Regions from separate parts of the Homo sapiens genome. Here region 1 is linked to region 2. A link is a contact called in ENCODE Hi-C or POLR2A ChIA-PET data. All regions are on one chromosome and are shown on one strand. Each heading gives the region's core, a stretch centred on a gene start or an enhancer-like site at or near the end of the contact. The rest is flanking DNA. Distances are from core to core; before and after follow the strand shown.

The links. Hi-C counts contacts between places; a loop is a spot of excess contacts on that map. ChIA-PET counts read pairs that join two places held with the same protein, here RNA polymerase II (POLR2A). Pooled maps may share reads with other maps.
Region 1: a map of naive thymus-derived CD4-positive, alpha-beta T cell shows a loop between it and region 2 (1.8-fold over the local background). The contact joins the enhancer-like site here to the promoter of LINC02685 in region 2. A Hi-C loop is called at or near these places in 4 of 168 maps with a recorded cell type or tissue (PC-3, endothelial cell of umbilical vein, gastrocnemius medialis and 1 more) and 3 of 50 pooled maps. POLR2A ChIA-PET finds 5 or more read pairs at or near these places in 3 of 52 experiments (AG04450, PC-9 and Panc1).

The regions. Positions count from the first base shown.
Region 1 is chr11:45,027,522-45,033,389 of GRCh38, reverse strand. The region is part of intron 1 of LOC105376650 (a long non-coding RNA gene); the gene reads right to left. Among named protein-coding and RNA genes, the nearest start is that of LINC02685, 57 kb to the right of the region's middle. Within about 2 kb of position 3,914, at least 3 of the 41 ENCODE cell types and tissues checked have a DNase peak (open chromatin) inside an H3K27ac peak, as active enhancers do.
Region 2 is chr11:44,970,338-44,976,717 of GRCh38, reverse strand. It overlaps LINC02685 (long intergenic non-protein coding RNA 2685), which reads right to left and starts at 2,816. Exons shown (of 4, transcript NR_026681.1): 1 at 2,311-2,816; 2 at 1,825-1,922. It overlaps LOC105376649 (a long non-coding RNA gene), which reads left to right and starts at 2,318. Exons shown (of 2, transcript XR_931236.3): 1 at 2,318-3,146; 2 at 3,366-3,949. RefSeq lists enhancers at 1-368, 1,597-2,242.

The DNA of each region.
Region 1 (5,868 bases), core at 2,665-5,164, 56 kb before region 2:
TCCGAATGGAAAACAAATTCCCAGGAACCCAAGCCCATGGCCCACGGAGAGAGGCATGCAGAGTAGAGCTCAGCAGCCCCTGAGCTGCAGCATCAGGTGGCGTATCAGAGAATGCTGGATCTGGATGGGCCCTAAGAGGCCAGGTGGGGAAAGTGAGGCTGTTGCTGGATGTCACATGGCCAGCCAGAGGCCACACCAGGAGTCTTGCTTCCTGGTCAACAATTCTGCTGCTGAACCAGATAGTCTTCTGGGTTGTCCCTGTGCATGTGTGTGAGAGACACAGAAGAATCAGATGTGGCTCCCTCCCTCCAGGAACTCACAGGCCCAGAGAGGAGCTGAGGCATGCTCCCTAAAGTCAATAGCATGTGATAGAAAGTGATGGTGACAAAGAGGGCTTGGGCACTCAGGCGGAGGGGGTGCTACTGGTCTCAGAGGGAGCACAGGAAGACCTCCTGGAGGAGGGGGCATTTAGTTGATCTGGAAGGATAAGGGGGTTAGGATGTGTGATTCAGGAAGAGGCAACTGTTCATGCCACAAATGTTTATTGTGCTTCCACATGTCAGGTGGATGCACATGACAGAGGTGGCCCCATCCTCAAGAGCTCATAGTCTAGCAAGAGAGACAGTGAGTGAACAACTGATCACACAACTCAATCACCAATTACAATTGCAATGGATGCTGTAACAAAGAGGGTCAGAAGGCTGTGAGACCATCTAACAGACCCTGACCCTTTGGGATATGGGAAGATTCTCTGGGGAGCTGTCATTTCATCTGAAGACCGGAGGATGAGTGGGAGGCATTGCATCCAGGATAGGTGGCTCTCAGGGAGTCACTGCCAGCAGAGGCACAGTGTGTGGGAGGCCCCCAAGGCCAGAGGAGTGTGGGGTGCCCAAAGCACAATGAATGAAGGCAAGAGTGGAGAAAAGGTCCCAGAAATGTAGGAAGAGGCCACCACATATTCTCAACAAAGGTGTGAAGCTGACATGCAAGTTCAAATGAACTATAGCAAAAGGGGGTGTGGCCAAGCCTGCCAGTTGCCCCAACTCTCAGTTCCCCTTTTTTACCTGATCTCAGATTTCCACTTTTTCTGCTGAGAATGTAGCCACTCAGAATAAAGATTACATTTCCTGGCCTTTCTTGCAGCTAGGTATAGCCATGTGTCTAAGCTGTGAACATAGGAGTACAAACAAAAATGACATGTGCAACTTTCAAGATGTAGTTTTACATACAGTGGAAGTACTCTTCTTTCTCATGGCTGGAATGCAGACATAATGGTTGGAGCTCAAGCAGCCACAGTGAACCATGAGTTAGGAGGCTGATATTAAGGGTAGTGAAGCAGCTAGATGGAAGGAGCCTGGGTCCTTGATGGTCGTGGGCCTTCTATGCCCACCCGGGACATGTCTCTGAATTTTAAGTTTCTTGATATGGACCAAAGGCAAACAAACAAAAACTTCTCTCTTATGTAAGCTGCTTAAAGCTGAATGTGATCTAAAGTGGTCATATGGATTTGTAGGATGATGCTGGGGTATTTCATACAGTCAGGAGGAATGAAGGTACTGGAGAATCTTCAGGGAGAACTCACTATGGAACGATGGAACTCATGATGATTCTAGGACATTCTATAAAGAGGCAACTAAGAAAAAGGACATCACAGGAGCCAGGAAAATGGACCACAACAATTATCAGCTCTAGGAAAAACAAAAAGTCCAAGAAAGTGAGCATCAGTAGCAAATGACTTGGTTCTACTGTTAGTAATATTTATTTGGTCACAATTATAAAACATTGACTATGAATTTAATTTAAAAAATGGAGATTTAATTCTGTTGGGAGGGGACAGCAGCAGGGAAAAGCTACCCTTAGCCCTTATAGCACCTGTGGGCAACTAGAGACACAGGCCCTCAAGAAGTTTTGCTGCCATTGAAAGGAAAATTATCTAGATCATATATGAATCTATGGTGTTTACAAGGTGAACCGATGTATCCCAAGATTACATGGTGATCCTGGGACAGGGGGTGTTCATGATCAAAAGTCCTTATCCAGTGTAAGTCAAGAGGTGGAGTCTAAAACCGATGAAACAAGAAATAATACAAGACAGATATTTTAAAGTATGGAAGTAAATACCTAAAAAAGTAGCTAAAAGAGTTGAAAGTAGTCACTTCTGAGAGCAGAGATGAGAGAAGGGTAGGAAGGAACAAGAGCTTGCTTTTTTTTTTTTTAAGCATTATTTGATCTTTCAAAACCATACTTTGAAAATATAAAATTCAGGAAAAACCTGACTTGGATGTGGTCTCTCCCTCCTTTGAATCTCCAAATCGCACAGTTTTTCTGTGATAGCACACGGGCTTTGTAGTTAGACTGGGGTTGGTTTGCAGCTGGAGCCATCACTTCTTAGTTGTTTCCTAGGGAAATGAGTGACTGTCTGAGCCTCAGTTTTCTCGTCTATGTAATGGGTATCTTCTTCATGCATTGCTGTGAAGAATCAGTGCAGGTAAAGTGCCTGGCACGCATCTAGCTCATGGTCCTGTAGGTAGCGTTTGTTGTCGTTGCTTTTTGTGTTATCAGGTTGGTGCAAAAGTAATTGCAGTTGTCACCATTAAAAGTACTTTTAATGCCATTACTTTAAATGGCAAAAAGTAATGCCATTACTTTTAATGGCAACAACTGCAATTACTCTTGCACCAACCTAATATTTGTCCTGGATGAGTCATACCCAAATTCACCTTATCCCCCTTCCAAAGTTGTTCTTAAATTTGAGCATGTATCAGACTCACCTAGAGGGCTTGTTGAAGGACAGGTTGCCGGCCCCCACACCCAGAGTTCCTGATTCAGTAAGTCTGGGGTGTGGGGCAGAGATCCAGCATTTCCAACAAGGTCCCAGGTAACGATGAAGGTAATGTTGCTGGTCCTGGGACCTCACTTTGAGAACCACTGTTTGGCTACATCAGCTGCTCTGTGGATGGACAGTTGATCTTGGGACACAGACACGAGAGAAGATAACTCTAAGAGCTCTGGCCCGGCTTCTTAGAGATTCAGGCTGCCCCTTTGGGGAAGGTTTTGCAAAATAAGTAGTACTTGAGCTGAGCCTTGCAGGACCAGGAGAAATTTGCCACGGTGGCTAGACCAAGAACATCCCAGCAGAGGGAACAGGTGGTGCCCAGGCAAGGTGGTAGGAGAAAATATGGCACATTTGAGGCACAGTGATCTTCCCTAACCTCTAAGGCATCTGTGGGGTGCACGTGAGTGAAGGGGTCACTCGGCAGCTTGCAGATTGTGTGTGCACTTTTGGAGATCTCTTTGAAGGGCTGGAGTGATGAACAATACGCCTAGTAGTGTGCATGGGGCTTAGCTCCCGGGAGAGGAAGCCAGAGCCTTGAAATGAAAAAGCTGCCATCACACCTTCCAGACGGGATGTCTTTGATGACTTGTTGCAGATTTCAGTGATATTACATAGATAAGGAGAACATTACAGAGACTCATAAGAAAATCTTTAATCCTAGTACTGCCCATTCAGGGGATACATTTTCACATCTTCCTGGGAGATGTAGCTTGGAGGCTCAAATGCTGGCATTTCCCCGATGTGCTTTGTGGGGGCAGCAAGGCGGACCATATCAAATGAGGTCTGGGCCTGAAAACACATCACAACTTCACCCAAGGACCCAGCCTTCTTCTTTGGAATTGTCATCTCTCCCCAGCCACACAAGCCCCTTCTCTTTTCCCATCTCTGTCATGCCCGTTGCCTGGCTGTTTCCTGCTCTGCTGTAAATCTGACCCTAGTGAGCATAGCTACTCGCCTGCAAGAGCAATTATGCGTTAATGGAAGACAGCGGTGACGCACGTAGGCAGTCTCTAGGCATTTAAAGGTCCTCTTGCTGAGCTCGAGATCCCAAGGGGCTGCTGAGCCCTGAACCTCTCTGGGGAAACTGCAGCCTGGTGGCCTCCAAATGTCACCACCTTCATCCGCGTTGCATGTCAGTTCAGCACCTACTGTATATAAGTCTCCAGGCTGGTTGCTGAAGGGGTGACATCCTGGCTGTCCATGATCTCCCAGCTGTCCAGTGACCTCCCTTACCAAATGCCTACTCTGCACCTCCCTGTGCCAGGGCCTGCCTGTGCAATCATGTTCTGGGTTTGTCCTCTAATTTTCCATCCGAGGTAGGCACTATTATACCCATTCATAGGGGAGAAAAGTGAGCTTCACGCAGTTCAATAAGCAAGGCAGCTGAGAGGGAGAGTATGGTGCAGGAACTGAGAGCACAGACTCTGGAACCAGCCTGCGTGAGTTCAGATCTTAGCTCTGCATGATTAGCTGTGCAGCTTTGGGGTGAGTTGCTTAATTCTCTGTGTGCCTATTACTTGTCACTAAAATAAAGAGGAAGAGTATACGGTTTCTTTGAGGGTCAAGCCAATATATGTAAAATACCTAGAACAGTGGCTGCCACACAAGGGCTATATACAATGCCACTTATTCTACTGTGAAATTAATTCATGGGCAGCAAGTGAGTAGATCCATGCTCTAGTGCCAACCTTCCATCTGCTCCATTCCCCCTGAGGCTGGTTCCCAAAAGGTGGAGAAATGAGGACGTGAGAGATCATGAAGTTGTCCCTTCCCTGTGTCCTGTACTCTATGCTTTAGAGCAACTCTGCACATCCTCCTGGGAGATGTAGCTTTACAGCAGAGCAGGAAACAGCCAGGCAATGGGCGTGATAGAGATGGGAAAAGAGAAGGGGCTTGGGAGGCTGGGGAGAGATGATGCTTCCCAAGAGGAAGGCTGGGTCCTTGGGTGAAGTTGTGATGTGTTTTCAGGCCCAGACCTCATTTGATATGGTCTGCCTTGCTGCCAAGCTGTCCAATCCACAGTCCGCGGGCCACATGCAACCCAGGAAGGCTTTGAATATGGCCCAACACAAATTCCTATGCTTTAGAGCAAGCTTGTCCAATCCACAGCCCGCGGGCCACATGCCTCCCAGGACGGTTTTGAATATGGCCCAACACGAATTCCTGAACCTTCCTTTCTTAAAACATTAAGATTTTTTTTTTTGTAATTTTTTTTTCAGCTCATCAGCTATTGTTAGTATTCATATATTTTATGTATGGCCCAAGACAATTCTTTTTCTTACAGTGTAGCCCAGGGAAGCCAAAAGATTGGACACCCCTGCTTTAGAGTCGGCCTGACCTGGGTTTGAATCCTGGCTGTGTGACCTTGGTCATGTCTCCTGACTCTCTGAGCCATGGTTCCCCATCTTTAAAATGTCGTGTCATGGAGTGGTTGTGAGATTTAATAAAACAACTGCAGCCAAGTGTTGGGATTAAGAGGCAGACTCCAGAGCCATGGTGCTTGGGTTAAATTCCCAGTTCTACAGTTTCCCAGCTGTGTGACTTTGGGTACTTTACTTCTCTGACTTACAGCCTCAGTTTCCTGGTCTGTAAAATGGGTGTGATAATAGTTCCCATATCACAGAGCTATTAGGGAGAGAGCACTGAAGGGAGGGGATTGCAAAATTCGGCCTTTTCTCTTGCTGACCAAAAAGTGTCTGGACCAAGATGTCTTAGTCCTGACTGCACATTCAAACCACATAGGGTTTTTTAAAATAATGGCAGCATGCACGACCCACATCCCAGAGATTCTTAATTAGCCTACACAATGCCCTGGCACCGTTATTTTTAAAAGCTCCCCTGGTGATTCTAACAAGCAGCCAGGGCTGAAAACCACTGAATTAAGAAAAAACTGAGGGGCGCACCTGGAGGAGAGATTTTAACTAGGTGGGTCAGGGCGGGCTTCCTAAGGAGGTGCCATTTGAGCTGAGACCTGAATGATGAGAGGAACAGGCAAAGACCTGGAAGGAAGGGAGGGTTTCAGACAGAAAACA
Region 2 (6,380 bases), core at 1,567-4,066:
GTCCTCTCCTGCAGGGTGGATGGCAAAATGGGACCAGCACAGCTCCTGATACAATGAACCCTGGGCTCTAATCCCAGCCCTGCCATGTATAAGCTGTGTGACCTCAAGTATGTGAACTCATCTCTCTGTGCCTGTTTACTCCCTAACATGCAACTAACAGTAGTACTCTACCCTAAGAGCTGTTGTGAGGCTTTCCTCACCTTTTTAAAAGAAAAGAAAAGAAAAAAAAAGAAACACTATATAGCATTTACTTCGTGCCAGACATGACTTTAAGCACTTTATCCCTAATTTCTTCCTCATGACAACCTTATAAGGGAGGAATTGTTGCTATCTTATTTTACAGATAAGGACTCCAAGGCACAGAAAGATTAAATAACTTGCTCAAGGTCACACAGCTAGTAAGAGGCAGAGGCAGGATTCAAACCCAGGCAGGCTGGCTCCAGAGTTCAGGCGCTTAACTTCCTACTTTATAGTGAAATGATAAGTGTGAAGCATTTTAGCATAAAACTCAACAAGGAGAAAATGCTTGGTCAATGGTAGCTATAGTTGCCATGTGACCTCGGCAGGCCATTTTACTTTTTTTTTTTTTTTTTCCGGGCTGAGTCTCCCTGTCCTCTGTAGCCCAGGCTGGAGTGCAGTGGCGCGATCTTGGCTCACTGCAACCCCCGCCCCCCGGGTCCCCATTCAAGCAATTCTCCTGCCTCAGCCTCCCAAGTAGCTGGGATTACAAGGCATGTGCCACCATGCCCAGCTAATTTTTGTACTTTTAGTAGAGACGGGGTTTCACCATGTTGGCCAGGCTGGTCTTAAACTCCTGACCTCGTGATCTACCCACCTTGGCCTCCCAAAATGCTTGGATTACAGGCATGAACCACCGCGCCCGGCAGGTCATTTTACTTCTGTCTCAATTTTTTCATCCCTAAAATGGGACTAGTGATCACTCTGTGCTGGGCTTGGGGTGAGAGTTCATTAGAATAATGGGTGTGAAATGTCTGACACAGATCCTAACACAGAGCAGGGCATAGGCTCTTGGTGGCTCTCCTTTCTAGAAGAGACCTACAGAACGGGGTCGGGACTGGTGGTACCTAGACACATCCACTGAGTCAGCAAAAGCAAGGTGTAAGAACACCACCAGCCTTGAGGGGCCTGGGCAGAGCAACACATGTGTGGTGAGGGCAGCCAGAGATGCAGAGCATGGATGCAGGGCCTCTGACGTGGGAGGTGGCATCTGGGGTCCAGATGCAGGATTGGGAAGAAAGGGGTGAACACTTACGGGGCCATCTAATCCTCACAATGACCCTGAGAAAACAAGAGTCTCAGAGAGGGGACGTGACTTGCCCAAGGCCACGTCTCTAGAAAGGGGTGGCAATGAGGTTTGCCTCCCAGACGCCTCTGTGTTTCCTGTCTCCCTACACTGCCCATCAGCAGGATGAAGGGCCCAGCTATGAGGTCAAGCTGTAGGTTGGGAGTAACTGTTTCTTAAGAAAGTCCAGGCGGGACGCGGTGGCTCACGCCTGTAATCCCAGCACTTTTGGAGGCCGAGGCGGGCAGATCACTTGAGGTCAGGAGTTTGACACCAGCCTGGCCAACATGGTGAAACCCCATCTCTACTAAAAATACAAAATTAGCATGGTGTGGTGGTGGGCGCCTGTAATCCTAGCTACTCGGGAGGCTGAGGCAGGAGAATAGCTCGAACCTGGGAGACGGAGATTGCAGGGAGCCGAGATTGCACCACTGCACTCCAGCCTGGGTGACAAGAGTGAAACTCTGTCTCAAAAAACAAAAAACAAATGAAAAAATTAGCCAGATATAGTGGACACGCACCTGTAGTCTTAGCAACTAGGGAGGCTGAGGCAGGAGAATCACTTGAACCTGGGAGGCGGAGCTTGCAATGAGCCGAGATTGTGCAATTGCACTCCAGCCTGGGCAACAGAGCAAGACTCTGTCTCAAAAAAATAAAAGTCCAGCAAAAGAAAGGCGACAGTCCCTCCTGCAAAAGTGTCCCAACTAGGCAGGTAGTACAGTGGGGCCTCGAGCCGGGGAATGCAGAAGGGCTTGGCTGAGGACAGCAGCAGGCGGGCAGGCAGGCAGGGGTGAACCGGAGGCACGGGTGGCTGGAGGCTGCCTGGAGTCTGGCTCAGCCCTGGGGAAGGGGGTGGTCAGTGCCTCGCCAGAGCATGGAGGGAGGATACCCTGCGATCCAGAGAAGGGCATAGGGTGCTTCCCCCCACCTCTGCCAATCCCCCCAGAAGATTTTCCCCATACACAGTAAAAGGAAAGGCTCTCAAAGCAACCCACTGGGGGACTCACAGCAGGGGTGACAAGAGCGCTTTCTAGGGCAGTTGTGTGCTGTCTTCAGAGGCAGGAAGCCACTTCCTGTGGTCTCAATGGTGCCCTGTGAAAAACCAGGCCCTGGCCCAGCAGCCAAGAGGGCCGGGATAGGTTCACCCAGACCCATTGTCCTATGAGCAGATTTGTTTTTTCCAGAGCAACTCTTCACAGCTTCTCCCCTTCCCTTGGTGACAATGACAGCCAGCAATGGCTAGACAGCCTACTCCCAGCCTGGCCTGAGTCCGGTGGCCCCAGCGTGAGATCACCACAGTGAGGTCTGACCTCAGCATCGCCATGGGGATGCTCGGATGCCACGCTGCCTGTAAAGCACCTTTTTCCCCCAGGAGAGTGGGAGGGGACCATGGCTGATGCTGACTATGTATGATGTGGCCTGCTCCTGGCTGCTGGGGCTGTTTGTCCCCAAACATATGTTGTCAGATCTCAGCTGAATGGGGTGGGCCAGGGGGACTCACTCAGGACCTATGGGCTCTATTGCGTGTCTATGTGTTTGGGGTGTGGCGAGAGGTGTTTATTAGACCTCACGGGGAGCCTCATTTTCTTGCCTCCCTGGGCTCGCCTGGGCTGCTGTTCACTGTGCTCCTAATGGGCCTCGGACTGACATTCACAGCAACCTGGTCTCCATAGCAACCAGCTGTGACATCACAAGGAACCCACGGACCCTGTAGCTGGAGCAGAGGAAGCTTGAATGCCTGTTTGGGGAAGAAAGCCTTTGCTGCCCATCCTTAGGCCTCTCCTGTGATAGGGGAAGAGGACATAGAAACGCTGAGAGAGCCAGGGCCTCCGCTTCTCTGGAGGTTTGAGCGGGATCTACTCAAAATCCTTCCCTCCCTTTCTTTGTCCCCTTTCTCCTCATCCCTCAAAAAATATGTATCTTAGTTTCCTCAACTGTAAAATGGGGATATTAGAAGCCCCTCTTAATTGAGTATTTATTATGTGCCAGGCACTATTACAAGCATCTTGCATGAATTTTCTCATTTACTTCATAACAACCCTATAAAGTACTTTCTTCTTAGTATTCCCCCTTCTGTAAGTGGAAGGAAAGGAAGCACAGCAGAAGGATTGGAATCAAGACAGCCTGGCTCCAGAGCCTGTTTTCATAACTACGAGAGAATGCACCAGATTCCTTCTGAACGCCGCCTGCCGCGTGCACGGCTACAACTCTATTTCCAGCCATGCTGTGGCAAGCAGTTCCGGGCGGGCTTCAGCTCCCTTTGCACCACCAGCACCTCGCCTCCTGTCAGCATGAGGCAGTTTTCATTTTCTGCCCAGGGGCTTCCGCAGCGCCCCAACACAAGGTTGGCAGAAGCGGGCTCAGCCGGAGGACTTGTGGAGGGAAGTTGCTTCCACTGAGCCAGCCTCAATCTGGGGTGCACAGGCGCCACCAGGTGAATGCTTCTGCCAGGCCGTCATCTGACCCATAAGGTCCCTCTGTGCACTGCTTGGAAGGTCCTGGCAGGGCTGAGCCCCAGCCACCCACGGCAGTGACCTAATAATGCACCGTTATCTTGGCTCTTCTGCTCTCTCTTGTTTCCCACTCCTGTTCGTCCCTCATTTCTGGTCCCTAGAATGACTTCCAAAATAAACTCCCTGTACACAAGCCTTGGCATCGGGTTCTACTTTGGGGGGATCTTAAGCTAAGAGAGTCGCAGCCCTGAGAACGCCACTACAGGAGGGCATTCTGGAGCTGGGTCACTTGGTGATGTGCAATGAGGGCCCTGTTGTCGTGGGACGTGTGATGGTGGCCACCCTGGTATTACGGTGATTAAGACTGTCCCTGTGCTGGGCTGGGAAGAGGTACAGGTGTTGGTGGGGTGGGGGATCAGATGAAAGCACTAGCATCTAAACAATCCAGGGGCGATGGGCCTTACAGGGATGGTGAGGCTGGCTGGCGGCTAACTGCTCTGGAAGCCTTAAAGGAAGAAAACAGCAGGCTCAGGTTGATCCACTGTTAACTCAGGCCATGCAGTGAAGAACAAAATCCCCATAGTGCTGTTGTAAGACACTCTCTCCTTCTGCAGCCAAAGGGTATCCTGTACTGAATATCAGGCTCGGCATGGAATTGGGGGCAGGAGGGTCACAGGGTTGTGAAGGAGAAGGAGGGCATAGCTTGGCCAGATCTCAGCCAAAGCCAAGAACCCTGCTGGGCAGAGAGTGGGATGCTGAGACCTCAGGTGGGGATAATTGGGCAGATGATTCTGAGAATCTTGGGGGCCCAGACTCCCCTGGAACTTTGAGCACTGAACCCCCATAACTCAGCAAAGCACTCCTTGGCCAGTTGGGCCAGGCCAAGGCTGGGCTTCCTCTAGGGAAAGCTACCATGTCCCCCCATCCCCACCCCATCTCCTGCTTGGCTCAGTCCCCCACTGAGAAACCCCAGTCAGTAATGGGTATTGTCCAAGCAGAATACGAAGTCCCGCGCTTAATTCACATCCAGTGAGATTGGGATTAATTCAGTCTTGAGCAGAAATACAACTTGGGCAACTGGAGAGTAGACCTGGGCTTGGGTTCAGCTAGACCTGGGGACTCCTCCCATTCAGGGCCCAGGCAGAATGCCACCGTGTTGATTTCATGACTTGTTGGGATGCTTAAGGAAGTTCATGGATCCAAAATGCAGTATCGGTGACTGAACAGGTATTTACTGTACACCAGGCACTGTTCAATACAAGACAACAGCTGTAAAACAGCTCTTGTCTGTTTTCGAAGCACTCACATGAGGTAGTGAAGATAAAAGCATCTAAACAGACCATGCTACCAGTAGTAAAGCTGCTTTTGAGATGTGACTAAGTGCCTGGCTTTGTGCTGAACTCGCCGATACACAGTATCATAATATTCTTAAAATGACCCTACAAGGGAGAGATTTTCACCCCCATTTTACCAACGAGAATGGGCAATAGAGCTGGGATTTGAACCCAGCCTTATCTCGCTCTTCCCTCTGCACACAGCCTGCTTATCTTGAGAGAGCGTGACAGCCTCAGCGGAATGGTGTCCAAGACGCAGGGAAGAGAAAGATAGATCCGGCCTGGTGGGACGGTCCAGCAAGGCTTCCCAGAGGGGTGATAAGGCAATTTGTGTATTTCAAAAGCTGAATAAATGTGAACCACGTTGGGTTATGATTAAGCACCTACAGTGAGGGCTCCATCTTGGGATCAAGTTTTTAGAAATTGTTCTAATCAAAGCAAGCACAAGCTCCAGCCACTGCATAATACTTAAAGGTGGCTCCCCAGGTCACAGAGCCCACTTCTTCCCCCAGAACCTTGAGAGACCACCGCTGCTGTGCTCAGCCCTTTCTCTCTCTCAGCCTTTCTGACAAATGAGCCCTGTGGGGTGGGGGGTTTCTCATCAGGGTGTTTTCTTGGACTGGAGGGAGGTAGGGCTGTACTGATTGGACTCTGGAATTTTGAATCAGAGGAAGTCACTCAAGCTGGGTTCAGCAAAAAAGGAGGACTTATTTATGAGGCCCAGGGGTGTCTTCGGCAGGAAGGGCCAGGTCTGAGGAGACTAAAGCATGGACTAAAGCACTTTCCTTCCACTCTGGTCACCTTTACTTGCTATTCCAAGTTAACTCAATTCAACAGATGCTAGGCTTTCACACTGCAGCCAACCTTTAGGTGGGTAAGAGGGCAGGCACCAGGTTCCAGTGCACCTCACTTCCGGCCGCACCCCCGGAACCCAGCATGCTACAGAGCAGTATGGCTACCTCCAGCATCCGTTGAATTGAATTGACTTGGAATAGCAAGTGAAGGTGACCAGAGTGGGAGGAAAGTGCTTAATGTTGCAATTTAAGAAGACGAAGTCCTCCCAGAGGTGTTGCATGTGTGTCTATACATGCGGTTTCTCTCTGGGTAGACCTTTACAAGCCAGTAATGTCGACAAGGGTCACTCTTCCTCATTTCCGGATGAAGAAACCAAATTGCCCAAGCAATTTGGTTTGAAGCAGGTTGCCCAAGGTCACACAGCAAGAGGAGGCTCCGGCTCAGTATTCCTTACTGCACATTCAGAAATCCCAAGAGAAGGGGGTTTGCATCACA